Linked DNA regions of Homo sapiens: region 1 is linked to region 2. The links are chromatin loops, found by intact Hi-C in ENCODE. Cell type or tissue: heart left ventricle. All regions are shown on one strand. Each heading gives the region's core, and the rest is flanking DNA. Links, peaks and the distances in the headings are about the cores only.

Region 1 (2,896 bases), core at 1-2,500, 55 kb before region 2:
GGTGAGATATTGGGGCAAAAAGGATGGTAGCGTCAACCTGAGAGGGGGCACAGGAGCAGGGAGGGACTAGGGTAGGGGTGGCCATTCAGGCCCCTGCTGGGTCATGTGAAAGTGACCAGTTTTCCTCATACAGATGCTGGGGCTGACCTCCCTGGAGTGTGATATCCAGGACCTTTTCTCTCCAGGTCAATAGAGAAAAAGAATGTTCCAGAGCCTTCTTCAGCCTGGAAGCTTCTGGCAGGTTCCAGTCACTCTGTGGGCAGTACCAGCTGCAATCTTGCCACCAGGCCCCACCCACTCTGCACTGCACCACCCCTGGCATCCCACAGCCTCTGCAGGGGGCACCCCAGGCACCTCCAGGCCACTGGCCCCTGCATCTTCCGGACCAGTAGAACCAAATTTCTGTTCCGTGTACTTCTGTTCCGTGTCCCGTTTCCTTGTTCTGGTTACATGCATGTCACAAAGTTATATCTGTGGCAGCTAGCTGTGTAGCCTGGGGCTGAATTAATAAGGAGTACATTGTAGAATCAAGTTAATGACTGCAACTCTAAGACAGGTGGCTTGGGAGTCAGACAGAACCAAGTTCAAATCCTGACTTATTCGCTCTGTGTCTTTAGGCAGTGACTCCTCAGACCCTCCGTGCCCTCTGCTCACCCTTCCTCCTGTCTCACCCCTCTGCGGTTCACAGCCCCTCTTCCCTCAGGCCCCTCTTGTTCACACTTATCTCCTGTTCATGTGCCCCTCTCCTCCTTCGACCCCACTCCCAGGCCACACGCCTCTCACGCCCACACCTAGGGCAGGTTCCCCACTGTCTCCAGATTGATACTGGTCAGTTACCTCAGGGTTCTGAAGGAAGAGCGCTGAGACCCAGAGGCCACCCCATGCCCCTCCCTTTACCTCCAGCCCCCAACCTGGTCTCCAGGCAGGTGCCAGCCCGGGCCGGCCTCGGGGACCTGGCTGGCCTGCCTGGCTCGACTGGAGTATTCCGCCCTGACTCAGGTCTTGGGAACACCGCTCTGCCCCCAGGGGAAGTTGGGGGTGGCGGTGGCAACTGGGCTTCCAGGCTGGCCCGGATTTCTGCTCCTCTGACTCCCTCCCCCAGCAGTCCCCTCCCACCGCCCACCCCGCTGCGCTCCCCGGGAGCAGGGGAGAGGCGTGGCCCGAGACGAGGCCCAGAAAGGGGGCGGGGCCGGACGGAGACGTTCCGAGGCCAGCCCCGCCCCCTGGGCCCCGACAGCCCAGACCCCCTCCGGGAAGGCCCCGGGAACCAGAGTAGGGCACAGGCCGGGCGCCCCTCGGAGTTCGGACGCCCCGGGCCTGACCCGCACCCGGCCTGGTGGGGCCACCCCTCGGCCGGGGAGGCTCCCAGAGCCAGCACCCGCTTCCTCCCCAGGGCGGGGCCCGGCGGCCATGGGCCAAGCGCCGTAAAATTTAAAGAGGTGAGAGAGACACTTCGCAGAAACCTCAGCGGCGCGGGGAAATGAAATAAGGCCTCCCCCCGGGGCGCCCGCCCCCGCCCGCGCTGCCCAGGCCCCAGGTCACCCTGGAGGGTCCAGGTGCGGGCCCCGCGCACAGCAGCCTCTCCCCGGGCGGGCGAGGGCTCTCTCCCTTTCCAGCGCTGCCCCAGGCACTCGGGGATCGGGACCCAGCCAACGGCCCCAGTCCCAGGCGGGGGCCGAGCTGGCCCGAGAAGCTCTCCCCCTCCAGGGCAGAGAGCGTCCCCTCCCCCACGTGGAAAAGCAAACCCAGACCCCCCTGCCCCACTAAAAACTTGTCCCTCTCCTTTCTCGGTGTCCATGGTGGGTCTGGTTCCCACCGCTCCCTCCCTCCCCGCACAGTCTGAGACCCCCTTCCCCGGGCCGCCCCGTCGATCCCAGGTGATGGATGGAGCCTTCAGGGAGCCCGCGCGGGCGGGCTAGGCTCGGGCGGAAATGAAGAGGATAAGATCTGCGAGCAGAGCCGCCTGACACCGTGATATCCGCCTGGCTCGCTGCGCTCCGGGTGATGGATGGGGCGGAGCTCCCCACCCCCCAGCCCCGGAACCTGGCGCCCCTCCCAGAAACACCGCTCCGCTGCCACACACGCGGCCGCCGGACTCCCAGCCACCGGCGCACTCACGCGGCGCCCCCCACGCATCAGCCCGGCGCGCACGAAGGGAACCGTTCCTCTTCCCAGTCCCCTGGCGCTAGCACCAGCAGGACTGCCCTTAGCGCACACCACACCTTACCCACTTGCCCATCACACAGCCTCTTCCGCGCACGCACATACACATGCATGCAAGCTGCACGCCACCCCTCCCGCCCCCCAAACATGTGTTCTTTCCTGAGTCTTGGAGCCACTCAGGAAGAGGGTTTGACTACCGTGAAACTCAGCCCTGGGCGGGGGTCTTGGGACAGGGAACAGAACAGCAATTGCTAATTGTGCTTAGCATCTTGTTCGGCCACTGAGCAGGTCGGGCTTGGCATGGACCACGGCAGCTGAGGCGCCAGGACTGTCCGAGCAGGCCTCACCATCAGTGTTACCATGGTTACCATCTTCCTAGCATTATCACTCAGCGACATCATCGTTACCATGGTTACAGGCACCGCATCTCCCTCTTCCGCGTTGCTGCCATTTGATTCCCATCACCATTACCATTCATTCATTCACTCATTCGTGTATCACTCATCCCCTCTATTCATCAGCTGGGGATAGAGAGATAAGTCAGTCGGTCCCCACCTTTGAGAGCGCACAGCTGAAATAGGGGAGGCAGAGGTAAGCAGCCAAGAGCCTGGTGCATTCTGTAGAGCCCTGAGGAACAATGAGGCCTTGCCACATAGATGGCACCAGGCAGGAAGGACCACAGTAAGAAGAAAGGCATGCAGCTGTCAACAGCATCATCGCCACCACGGGGTGC
Region 2 (2,839 bases), core at 1-2,500:
TCTCCTACTGTTTTGTTTGTTTGTTGTTTGTTTTTTGAGATGGAGTCTCACTCTGTCAACCAGGCTGGAGTGCCGTGGCGCCATCTCAGCTCACTGCAACCTCTGCCTCCTGGATTCAAGCCATTCTCCTGCCTCAGCCTCTCAAATAGCTGGGATTACAGGCGTGCACCACCACTCCCAGCTAATTTTTGTATTTTTAGTAGAGACGGGATTTTACCATGTTGGCCAGGCTGGTCTCCAACTCCTGACCTCAGGTGATCCACCCACCTCAGCCTCCCAAAGTGCTGGGATTACAGGCGTGAGCCACCGCACCCAGCCTCCTCCTGTTTTTATAAGGCATTAATCCTGTAATGAGGGCCCCACCCTCAGGACCTCAAGCCTGGCCAACATGGTGAAACCCTGTCTCTACTAAAAGTACAAAAAAAAATTAGCCGGCATTGTGGCACACGCCTGTAATCCCAGCTACTCGGGAGGCTAAGGTAGGAGAATCGCTTGAATCCAGGAAGCAGAGGTTGCAATGAGCCGAGATCAAGCCACTGCACTCCAGCCTAGGCGACAGAGCAAGACTCCATCTTAAGAAAAAAAAAAGAAAAGAAAAGAAAAGAAAAAGAAAGAAAGAAAGAAAAAGATAAAAGAAAAGAAGACAGGATTAGGGAGGGGGTTCCTTTCACATGCAGACCCAGGTTTATCTGCACACATTCCTGGAATCCTGACCCTGAGCCATCTTCACAGAGCCCAGGTTTTTGGTTTTTGTTTTTGTTTTTATTTGTTTTGTTTTGTTTTGAGACAGAGTCTCCCTCTGTCACCCAGGCTGGAGTGCAGTGGCGCAATCTTGGCTCACTGCAACCTCCACCTCCCGGGTTCAAGAGATTCTCCTGCCTCAGCCTCCCAAGTAGTTGGGACTACAGGTGCTCGCCACCATGCCCGGCTAATTTTTGTATTTTTAGTAGAGACGGGGGTTTCACCATATTGGCCAAGCTGGTCTTGAACTCCTGACCTTGTGATCCACCCACCTCAGCCTCCCAAAGTGCTGGGATTACAGGGGTGAGCCAACGCGACTGGCCAGAGCCCGGGTCTTTGGTCTCCTTCCTGGAGGATGTTCGGTCCCCCTCCTGGGAGCTGGGGGAGGGCGAAGAATGGACCGCAGGCTTCCAAATTCCAGGGAGAAGCTCTCCTGGCTGGGAGTCAATGCCTGGATCTTCTTCCCGCATCTCTGTTGACCCCAGAACTGGGGAGCAGGGCCCTGCTTAAGCCCAGGGGGACACTCCAACATTCCCTGAAGATTTGTCTCCACGCCCACCTCGCAGGCTCAGGCTGCTCACCTGTCCTGGACCGGCTGCAGCAGCACCACCTCCAGGCCATCCCAGAGAAATGTATTTTCAGAACCCCACAGTGTGCCTGGATGACCTGGTTGGGCTGGGAGGCAGGTGGCAGGGGCCCGGCTGACACTGCAAGCCAGTGGCCTGGGGAAGCTCACCTCACCTCTCTGAGCCCCTGTAAAATGGGGATGTAACACCTCAAGGCGGGGCTGTGAGGATACAGTGAGACAGCCACACTACACATCTGGAAAGCGCCTGGCCCAGCAGGAGCCCAGTAACCAATTCTGATACAGTTCGATGATGTATTTGTTGGCCTAGTTTGCAAAATCCCCAAACATCCAACCATTTCTGAGCTTTATAAAAAACTCATCAAAGTCCTCGCCCCTCCCCCTCTTCTTTTCTTTGTCGCTTTGGACCTCAGATGCTCGGAACTAGGTCAATCACGACCGTCAGCTCAGCTCACAATCACTAGAGACCACACGTGGGTCCTCTGGTGTGTTTCTTTTGTTTTTGATTCTTTCACCCACTTTCTCCCACCCACTCCTGTCTCTCTCCCCTCTCCCACAGGCAAACATTCTTCTGTCATCAGTGTGTGTGTGTCCATGAAATCATAGATTGCAGCATTCATAAGTAGTATTTGCAGGACTTTTCGTTTGGCATTACATTTTTACCATCTTCCAGAGCTAAAGCACATCATTCTCACTTATTCCATGGAGCTGCGGCATGGGGTTTCATTACTCGGCTATGTTACCGGTAACCTACCCATTCCTTTACAAGTGGACACTTCGGTTGTTTCCATCCCTTGGCCAGTACAAATAAATGCTTTCAGGAGGGATATCCTCAGGCAAGTGTCTTTGTCTACTTGTGTGCAAGTTGCTCTGGGGCTTGTGCCTGGAAGTGGAATTGCCTGGGCATGGGTTGCGTACTCTCAACAGTGGCCACACCAGTTCACTGTCCTGCCAGGACCAGAGTTTCTGCATCCCCCTGTCTTCACCAGCATGAGCCTATCTGATGAGGATCAAATGAGCTTCTCAACACCTCTCTCTCTTTTTATTTATTTATTTATTTTTGAGACAGAGTCTTGCTCTGTCGCCCAGACTGGAGTGCAGTGGCTCGATCTCAGCTCACTGCAACCTCTACCTCCTGGGTTCAAGCAATTCTCCTGCCTCAACCTCCCGAGTAGCGGGGATTACAGGCATGTACCACCATGCCTGGCTAATTTTTATACTTTTTTAGTAGAGATGGGGGAGGTTTCACCCTGTTGGCCAGGCTGGTCTGGATCTCCTGACCTTGTGATCTGCCCGCCTCGGCCTCCCAAAGTGCTGGGATTACAGGTGTGGTTCACTGTGCCCAGCCTCGGTTGTCTTTTTTTTTTTTTTTTTTTTTTGAGATGGAGTCTCACTCTGTTGCCCAGGCTGAAGTGCACTGGCGCAATCTCAGCTCACTGCAACCTCCACCTCCCAGGTTCAAGAGATTCTCCGTCTCAGCCTCCCAAGTAGCTGGGACTACAGGCGCGTGCC

The links. Peaks named below come from ENCODE experiments on the same cell type or tissue, not always from the same donor. Only the 100,000 strongest peaks of a DNase experiment are listed, where the experiment ranks them.
Region 1: a loop joins it to region 2, with 2.5 times the contacts of the local background. A loop is called at or near these places in 7 of 110 quality-filtered maps.

Annotation. Positions count from the first base shown.
Region 1 is chr9:126,721,447-126,724,342 of GRCh38, forward strand. LOC107987129 (a long non-coding RNA gene) reads left to right here. Exons shown (of 3, transcript XR_001746936.3): 3 at 186-2,896. Among named protein-coding and RNA genes, the nearest start is that of ZBTB43, 82 kb to the right of the region's middle. RefSeq lists an enhancer at 602-661 and silencers at 902-1,511, 1,572-1,651. In heart left ventricle, for the core only: no CTCF peak of the experiment used is centred there; DNase peaks (open chromatin) are centred at 1,135 and 2,025; H3K4me3 peaks cover 1,519 bases; H3K27ac peaks cover 369 bases; H3K27me3 peaks cover 2,012 bases.
Region 2 is chr9:126,776,585-126,779,423 of GRCh38, forward strand. No RefSeq gene overlaps it. Among named protein-coding and RNA genes, the nearest start is that of ZBTB43, 27 kb to the right of the region's middle. In heart left ventricle, for the core only: a CTCF peak has its summit at 1,390 (motif pointing left); no DNase peak of the experiment used is centred there; H3K27me3 peaks cover 1,856 bases.